Regions from separate parts of the Mus musculus genome. Here region 1 is linked to region 2. Evidence: chromatin contacts called from ENCODE Hi-C or POLR2A ChIA-PET data. All regions are on one chromosome and are shown on one strand. The core of a region is the stretch at or near the end of the contact, and the rest is flanking DNA. Distances in the headings are between cores, read along the strand shown. Region 1 has its middle 21 kb from the start of Ccnq. Region 2 has its middle 21 kb from the start of Ccnq.

Region 1 (4,862 bases), core at 1,411-3,910, 41 kb before region 2:
AGGACTAACAACCAACACGCATGCACACACACACACACACACACACCCCAGCACACCCCTCACAATTAAAAACACAAAACAACAAAGACCACAATATGTGAGCCATTCAGTTCAAGTGAGTGCAACCCTCTCCGCATGCTAGGCAGGGAAGGGTCACATCCTTCCCCCACCAGCCTTTTACAGGAACCTGAACTTGACAGTACAGTCTTGTCTATCCTGAAGTCACACCAGATCACGCACTGTTTGTGGATTCCTCTGTTAGAGTGTGTGGAGCACCGTCTATGAGCCAGGCTCTGGGAAATGCCTGGAGGACCAAGGCCTCTGACCTAGGAGCTACCTGAGTCATCCTTCTCTCCCTGGCCCATTTTGCATCCGTGGCTTCAGCCTTCAGTTGAAGCTCATCTCCTGCATCTTTCTCAGTGGAGGACATCTTAAAGATGCTCGTAGTGTGTATCGAGAGGCTCCAGCCAGACCGACAACGCTAAGGAGTAATCCTTTTTGTCAGTTTTCCGTTGAGCCTTCTGACCTGTATTGGTTAAACACTGCCTGGGTGGCCAGGCACTGCAGTTTATCTGCTGTGTTCCTCTCACTCAGAAGTTCTTGGTATATATTCATCTCTGTATCTCTAATAGTTATTGAGTGCATATATATGTACATAAATATATATATACACACACATATACATATGTGTATATATACAGCACAGTGTGTGTTGTATATGCATATGTTGTATATATATACATATGTATATATGTACACATGTGTATATATACATATGCATATATATGTATATATGTACATATGTGTGTATATATATATATATATATATATATATATATATATATACATATATATATATATACAGCACAGCATGTGTCACACAGCAAGTGTGCAGTTCACAGAATGAACAGCTAAGTTTTAAGTGGGCAGACAACTACAAGATCAGTAAGTTCAGGTTGGCTAAGGGACAGGCTGAGGGACATAAAGGACTGGCCACATTGCCAGTGACAGTTGTCCCAGACTTGTCCGCACCTGTCTCTTACCTCGGCAGGCAACAAGCCATACCATAAAACTTCTTATCTGTCTTTCAGGAGTTGATTTACAATCAGCCATTCAAAGGCAAAAATATGGGCCTTCAGACTTTTACTGCCTTTTCATTATTCCCAGTGACACACAGAAATATCATTCAAAACATTAGCAATTACTTTAGAAGGCGTGTGTCTGAAGGGCTTGGCGGCTATGCTCCAGTGAGGTAAGTCAGGGTGTTTCTGCCAGGGCCTTCAGTGGGACTTGGAGCTGGTTCAAGAGCAGAATTGATCTCTCAAGCCTCATTTTCATCTCCATCAGCACCCTATCAGACACCTCATTCCCCTAGCCAGTTCCCATCCATGTATAATTTACGCACTTGATTTCAGGGGATTAATCTCTGCCTCATTGAATGGGGGTGGAGCGGGCAGATCCTTTCCTTGTTTCTCACTGTAGTCCACTCATGTGTATTTCCATAGATTACATTCTGCTTCCTCCTGGAACTTTGCTTTTTTAAAGAATTCACTTCTAAGTCACCCCTTTTTAGTAAGTTCATAGGGGTGGGTGGGAAGGTGAGTGTGTATGGACTTCTGTTTATGCGGGAAGTACTTGTCCCCAGCCTATCTAAGAGGAGACCAGTTGATCCCTTCTTGCCACGTAGAGACAGTCATCCACTTTCAGGTTCAAACAGGGATGCTGGGAGCCTCACCTGGCACCAAAACTTGTGCCATTGACCTTCAACCCAAGAGTTAGGTCCCCAGGCCCTGAGCTCCTAGCTCAGTTCTACCCCTCAAGTGTAGCAGCCTCTTTGGTCTCTGGAAGCAGAGTAGAATGTATTCATTCATACAGACAGAGGAATACTTGAGCCTCTTCCCTAGCCTTAGGACTTTCCCATAATGCCACCCCCTCCTTGTGTTGTGTCCACTGCCCTCAGGGAATAGCTCATCTAACTCTGAAGTCTCAGAATCCCAACCCAGAAGCCCTTCGAGATGGCCCAGTGAGGGAATGGTGCTTTGCCACCAAGACTGAAGACACTACAAGGTCTCAATGTCAATAGGTTGGATACCTGTCTAAGGATTTACAGTGTTCTCCAGTAAAGTATGGATTTGAGATCTGTCACTATAGAAATAGTCTCCCTTTATTAACTTAGTGTTTTCCTGGTTTATTTAATCCCAGACTCTTTTACAAACCTGAACAAAGCAAGACGACAGGTGAGCTTGCTGGGGCTGCTCACCCTGAGACACAGGCCTTTGCAGGTCCAGTGGCAGCAATGGTTTATGGAACAGACTTTGAGAATACTCTTTGGCATCCCCATGCTCCTCAGATTACCAGCCTCCCCTTTAGCCACCCACACCATAGGTCCTATGGCATAGGTGGTCCCACGAGGGCTGCAAGCACATGTGGCCTGGGACCATGAAGAAAAGTTTCCTGGAGGCACCCTCTGGTTACCCTTCTGATCCGGAGAGCCAGCTCCTGTCCTAACTGTTGATCTTCTGCCTTCAGGCACTTCCTGTCTCCCTGACTATCAGAGAAGCCACAGCAGCCTGCCTGCCTGCTTCCGGCTAGACAAGAGACTCTGAACTGGAGAGTGAGAGCCATCTGAGACAGGCTTGGTTGGAAGGGAGGCACCCAAGGCAGTGTTTAGCAGGATCCCTGCTGGGGAATCAGCTTTGCAGGGAGAAGGCAACTGACAGCTTGCAAGGCAATGAAGCAAACACTTCGGCACGAACCGCCTTCACAAGCGCATGGCGTGTGAAAGAATCCACCTGTCTCAACACCACTGCACCCACCCAGGTGACACCTAAAGCAGCAGCAGCCACCACCGCCTCCATCCCCCAACAGCCAAAGTCATGTGAGAGGCACCAGCCTTTGCCTGTCATCGCCGAAAACAGAGCCAGCCTAACTGGTACATTTTGTCCAACACAAAGCCCCAAGTGAGAGATGAATAAAAACCAGGAAGAAATGTAAGAGGCTCAGACTGGGTCAAGTCAGGGTGGAGAGACCTGTGAAGTAAGAAAGCCTTGTAATGTCTTATGATGTATATTCACTCAGGCTGGACATCTTTCTGCTAAAGGACCTGGACTAATGTCGTCCATGATTAACAGCGTATGTGTGTGCACGCTTGTGTCTAAAATAATAGAGATGAGGACCCATCCCTGTAATCCCAGTGCTCCGGAGGCAGACCAGCCTGGGCTACATACAGAATTCCAGGCCCACCAAAGTTTTACAGCAAGGGCATCTCAAAACTAAACAGGCTTTACAGTGGATAAGGGTACTTACTACCAACCCTGGAGACCTGAGTTCTACTCCCAGTCCCACACAGAGGAAGGAAAGTAGAAGTCCCATAGCCATTCTCCGATCACAACGTGGCAGGAGCACTTATACATACAAAAGAAGTAAACATTAAAAACATGTAAAACCCCAATTGTTGCCAGGCATGGTAGTCACGCCTTTAATCCCAGCATTTCAGGAGGCAGAGGCAGGCGGGTCTATGTGAGTTCTAGGTCAGTTTGGTCTACATAGTGAGTTCCAGGTCAAGCCAGGGCTTCATAGAAAAACCCGATCTCAAAGAAATAAACAAACACAAAAGCCCAATTGTTTAATTCCTCCTCTACCACCACAAAATAAAACAAAAACCCATCAGCAGGAACAAATTCATACATAAGCTAATTAACAATGGCCGGTATTAGATGTTGCTGAGTGGCTTGCATTGTGAGTAGACTTTGCTGCTAGATACCTGGTTATATGGGAGAGGAGACAAGAACACATGAAAAAAGCCACACTGGAAGGGGGTGGAGAAACAGTCTCTAGGAATGAGCCCTGTTTTGTATGATTGAGTGGCAAACACTGGCATCGGTGACTGCCTGTCTTTCTGGTCTTCACCCATCCTGGAAGAGTTTCCCCTAGCAAACAATTTCCAGCCTTGACTGGTGATGCTATAGATACTGTACAATAAATAGCACAGGGGCACAGGGTCCTGCGCAGTAACCAGAGGGCAAAACAGCGAGTCATCTATCTCCCCAGGTCGAGGTTCCAGGCTCTGACTGCCTGGATTATTTACTCTGTCATGAAACCACAGAAAGGTCTTCAGCACCTTCTTGTCGGGTACTGAGTGCCACGCCCCACTAACACCTTTTTTGGTTTTGTTTTGTGTTTGTTTTTTGTTTTGTTTATTTTTCTCAAGACAGGGTTTCTCTGTGTAACCCTGGGCTGTCCTGGAATTCATGCTGTAGACCAGGCCGGCCTTGAACTCAGAGATCCACCTGCCTCTGCCTCCCAAATGTTGAGATTAAAGGTGTGTGTAAAACCAGGCTTCCCTCACATTTATTTAAAAGACCCTATTTACAATACAACTGATTTTTCTGCAAATCTTCCATTTGTGTGTGTGTGTGTGTGTGTGTGTGTGAGACAATCTTTGGAGCGATTAATCAAAAATGACACTGTAAGCTGTTCACTTTTCATCACGTCTTGTTTCTGCCAAGAGCTTGGAGCCTTCAGCTCCAGCTTCATGTTTCTTGGGGGAAAGTGGGGAAGCTCTAAGCTTTCAGGGGAACCCAATGCCTGGAAGTCTGACGTACCCCCTAGTGTGTGTGAGTGTGGGGAGGGGAGGCAAGAACACAAGAGAAAGCAGGAAGGAGCAGTCTTATTCCTGTTAGTCCATTTGGCTCAGGCTGGCCTCGAACTCACTAAGTAACTGGTGAGCACCTCTAGGTGATCACGAGTGTGCCCCATCATATTCCGTCCAGGCCGTGCTTTTTTTTTCTTTTTTCTTTTTTTGAGACAGGCGTTAACTATACAGCTCCGACTGGCCTGAAGCTCATAATCCTCCAGCCTCA
Region 2 (4,836 bases), core at 1,330-3,829:
TTCTGTGTAGGGCAGTGACTTAGCTATCCATGCCCAGGGTCCGATCAAGGACTGCCTAGAATCTAACTTGAAATATCAATCCTTAGGCGCATTTGTAATAAAGCAATATTAAGGGAAAGCACACAGATCCGTTTACCAACTAAAGCAAGGACATTGGAGCATTCTTTATACAGGATGCCACGGTTCCAGGAGACTAAGTTTCCATGAACTTTTCGCCTCGGGATGGCGCCCAGGTTTTCGGGGCCTGTCACGCTTGTCACTACTGGAGTGGATGTAGCAAATAAACCCAAAACTTTCCTATAAAAGAAAGTATTTAATTGGGGCTGGCTTACAGTTTCAGAGGTTGAGTATGTTGTGGGAAGCATGCAGACATGGTGCTTAAGAAGAAACTGAGATCCACAGGCAGCATGAAGAGAAAGCCACTTGGCCCAGCTTGGGCTTTTGAAACCTCAAAACCCACCCCTGGTGACACATTTTCTTCAACAAGGTCACACGTCCTATTTCTTCCCAAATAGTGTCACTCCCTGATGACTAAGCATAGGAGCCAATGGGGGCCGTCCTTATCTGAACCGCCACATGCATTATCTTTGTTCTGTCAAATTTTGTTTACGAAACACAGATGAATACCGAAGTGGTGACCATAGAGTACTAAACTCAAAGTGTAAGAGTGAGCCCCATGTAACTGCACTGGTTGTGTGCCCTTGGAGCCATCCCTGGAATGCCATATCACGTACAAGTCTACTTTTCTTTTTGATGGTAGAGATAGTCTTAGGTATCCCAGACTGATCTTGAGCTCACTACATAGTGTAATCTAGAGCTTACTCACATGCCTCTACCTCCTGAGCCTACAGGTATGTGCCACCACACCTATTCTGTTTAGTGCTGGGAATTAAATGCAGAGTTTTATGCTTCCTAGGTTAGCACTCTTCCAGATGAAGTACATCCTCATCTTGAATCTGGGTTATTGCACTGAAATAAGTGAAAACTTGCACCATCCTGCAGCTGATATCCAAGTGGAAACCAACACAATGGAGAAATACATGGCATATGTAATGATAGAGAGTGCTAAGAAGGGAAAAGGATGTGAGAAGAGGGCACAGTGGTATTCAAGAAGGTGCCATGTTTATCTGTTGGTTAATTGGTTGGTTTTGGTTTTTCAAGACAGTATTTTTTAAAGATTTATTTATTTATTTTATGTATGTGAATACACTGTAGCTGTACAGATGATTGTGAGCCTTCATGAGGTTTGGGGGAAATTGAATTTTTTAGGATCTCAACTCGCTCTGGTCAACCCTGCTCCCTCCAGTCAACTCTGCTCACTCAGTCCCTGCTTGCTCTGGCCCATATTTATTATTATACATAAGTACACTGTAGCTGACTTCAGACGCACCAGAAGAGGTCGTCAGATCTCATAACAGGTGGTTGTCAGCCAACATGTGGTTGCTGGGATTTGAAATCAGGACCTTCAGAAGAGCAGTCAGTGCTCTTAACAGCTGAGCCATCTCTCCAGCCCAAGATAGGGTTTTTAAGACAGTGTGTAGTTTTTGCTGCTCTAGAACTTGCTTTGTAGACCAGGCTGGCATTAAATTCAGAAATTTACCTGCCTCTGCCTTCTGAGTGCTGAGATTAAAGGCTATACCATCACACCCAGCTGAGGGTGTCATTTTTTAAAAGGGTGGGCAATTCAGAATTGCTTTGAGATGCAAAACGTATGACAAATTTCAGAGAAACAAAAAGTGGTCAAACAACATCTTCAATGATCATGCACATAAGCATCTTAATGCACTACTGAAGAATGCAACACATTTTCAACTGTATGTATTTTACATATAATAAAGTAATAAATATAATTTTCTCTAAAAAAGGGAGGCTGGGTAAGGAAGGCTCATTGAGAAGATGACTTCTTTTTATAATCTTATCTTCTTTTCTTCCTCTTCCTCCTCCTTCTTCTTCTCTGTCCTCCTCCCTGTCCTCCTCCTCCTCCCCCCCCCCTCCTCCATTGAGTACATGTGCAGGTGTGCATATGCCATGAAGGTCAAGAGACAGCTTAAGGAACTCAGCTGACTCTTTTAAGCAATGATTCTGAGAATCCAACTCAGATTGCCAGGGTTCTGCTGCAAGCACTTTTACCCCCTCCACCATCCACCATCGTGCTAGCCAGAGAAAATGACTAAGAATATACATTCTCATTCTCATTTAAGCAAGCATAAATTCAGTGGAGAAAGCTCTCCCAGGAGCCCAAGATTGTTTACTTTGCCACTTCTGCCTATAGCCTTGTGGTGTCAACCTGATGAGCTGTCAGCACCAAATACATGGACAGCTCCTTCCTCACGCCTTCCTTAATTCTCCCAGAACCTGGTCTCTGACTGTGGTTCTGCTCAAGACATCCCTGGCTATCTTACTCTTCATGCCACAACTTTAAGGACTGGGGCTAGAATCTATCTGGATTGTATTTCAGAAGGTGTCTTGAAGTTCATGATTCTAAAAGAAACCAGATTAAACATTTGAAAAGTCTGTAAGTAAACCAAGTGGTGGTGGCTGTGCAGGCTTTTAATCCAGCACTTGAAAAGGAAAAATACACTCCTTTTCCCACCCCCTCATCTGTGTGTGTATGCGGAATGTGGGAATGTGTCTGTACAGATTTGTGCCCATGTATTTGGAGGCCAAAGCCAATGCAATGTCTCTCTCGGTTGCTCCTCCTTCTCCTCCTCTTCTTCCTCTTAGTCTTCTTTGAGACATGGTTTCTCTATGTAGCCCTGGATATTCTGGAACTAATTCTGTAGACCAGGCTGGCCTCAAACTCGGAGAGATCTGCCTGCCTCTGCCTCCCAAGTGCTGGGATTAAAGGTGTGCACCACCACTGCTAGGCTTCCAAGTTATTCTATTTTAGACAGGAGCTCATCTATTGGAGAAGACTAGTTGTCTAGCAAGCCCAAGAGATGTTCCTGTCTTCATACCCCCACTGCTGGGCTTAGAAGTGTGTGGTACCATTCCTAGCATTCTTACATGGATTTTAGTGGTCAAACTCAGGTTCCCATGTTTATGTGATAGACACTCTTGATAGGCATCACCCTAGCCCCTAGTTATAGATATATAAGCATTCTAAACCCAAATCTCTGACTCCGGTTCTTAGGAAATATTGCATTGTTATCTACAGAAGCTGGTTCTGACATAGCATTTGTATTTTGCAAACAGTATAACTTAAAAAAAAATACTTAACAAGCCCCTACTGGATTGGAATTAATGTCTTTTATAGCTTCATTCTCCTTGGCTGTATTCTTCATGTCTCCAGAAAATGCTTATGTAGCTGCCTCAGCTTTTCACAAATTACCAGGGGATTAAAGACACATTTGGGGAGACCATGTAGTTTAAATAATCTCAAGAATATGTAGCTTAAGTAGCTCTCTGCTCTCTCTTCCCTGCCAGAGGCAGGCGCAGACTACAGAAGGAGACGAATGGGAACCATGACCATGTGAAGCAGATTCTGTTTGGTTTAAGGGCAATGGACTGAAGCGGATATAGATGAACAACCGGTTTCTTAGAATTTAATCTATAATGCCGAAATGACAAAAGCCAAAGTTATTCCAGGCATGATGGCACGTGCCTGTTATCTGAGCACTTGGGAGGTAGAGTCAGTACGATCAGTAGTCCAAGGTTACACTTGGACACAAAGTAAGTTTAAAGCCAACCTGATCTATAGGAGACCCTGTCTAAAATAAATAGGCAAACAAACAAACAAGCAATAATCAGCTAAAAAGAAAGAAGGAAAGAAAGAAAGAGAGAGAGAGAGAGAGAGAGAGAGAGAGAGAGAGAGAGAGAGAGAGAAAGGAAGGAAGGAAGGAAGGAAGGAAGGAAGGAAGGAAAAAAGAAAGACAGGAAGGAAGGAAGGAAGGAAGGAAGGAAGGAAGGAAGGAAGGGAAGTGAGCTGAAGTCATCCTCTGAACTCCTTCTGTTGAGGTATTCTGAGGTATTCTATAAATTTGGTCAAGAGTGAGCACAACACTCTAGTACTGAGCTGTGTGGTGGAAAATTCCAATTGTCAGTCTCTAAGAATACTCAGCTGACCCTACTTCTAGCAGACTGAGAAAATGAACCAGCATTTTCAGCACAACCTCCATGTACCCAAGTCTCCATCAGTCACTTTCTGCATATTATCTCAAGGCATCCTCACAGTAACCCTGGAACATAGGTAGCATTACCACTGCCTCACTAATGAGGTAGCTGAGGCGTGAGAAAGGGTCATAACTTATGACCACATAGTTTGCAGAGAGCAAAGATTCACACTCAGGTCAGTTTTAACATCAGACTGTGCTGTTAAACCTCTGTCTGTAGCTTTGGAAACTCCAGTGAAGAAAAGGCTCTGGTGGTATAGCAGAAACTGCTCCTGCTGCTTGGGTTGATGGCTCTAGGTTGAATGTAGAAAGCTCATGAGTACCCCTGTATTTGCAAGCTGCTGCCTCTCAAAAGCTGAACTAGAGCCAGGTGTGGTTGTACATGCCTATAATTTCAATACTTGAGAAACAGAGGCAGGAGGATTGTCACAAGTTTAAGGCCAATCTAGGCCACATAGTGGATATCACAATGGAAACTATTATTTTTTATATAATTAATCTATGCTAATAAAATGGCCTTAGAAAAAGTTGACTTAATTGGGCAGTGGTGGAGCAGACTTTTAATCCCAGTACTCAGGAGGCAGAATGGATCTCTGTGAGTTTGAGGCCAGCCTGGTATACAAAGTGAGTTCCAGGACATCCAGGGCTACACAACTAAACCTTGTCTCAAAAAACAAAAAGTAACAAAACAAAACACATAAATTTAAAAAGAAAAACAAAAGGA

What was found. Hi-C counts contacts between places; a loop is a spot of excess contacts on that map. ChIA-PET counts read pairs that join two places held with the same protein, here RNA polymerase II (POLR2A).
Region 1: a loop to region 2 is called in a map of left cerebral cortex, with 2.1 times the contacts of the local background. The contact joins two enhancer-like sites. A Hi-C loop is called at or near these places in 3 of 37 maps with a recorded cell type or tissue (T-helper 2 cell and left cerebral cortex). POLR2A ChIA-PET finds 5 or more read pairs at or near these places in 1 of 5 experiments (Patski).

Annotation. Positions count from the first base shown.
Region 1 is chr11:78,769,814-78,774,675 of GRCm38, reverse strand. No RefSeq gene overlaps it. Among named protein-coding and RNA genes, the nearest start is that of Ccnq, 21 kb to the right of the region's middle. Within about 2 kb of position 2,660, at least 1 of the 3 ENCODE cell types and tissues checked has a DNase peak (open chromatin) inside an H3K27ac peak, as active enhancers do.
Region 2 is chr11:78,728,527-78,733,362 of GRCm38, reverse strand. No RefSeq gene overlaps it. Among named protein-coding and RNA genes, the nearest start is that of Ccnq, 21 kb to the left of the region's middle. Within about 2 kb of position 2,579, at least 1 of the 3 ENCODE cell types and tissues checked has a DNase peak (open chromatin) inside an H3K27ac peak, as active enhancers do.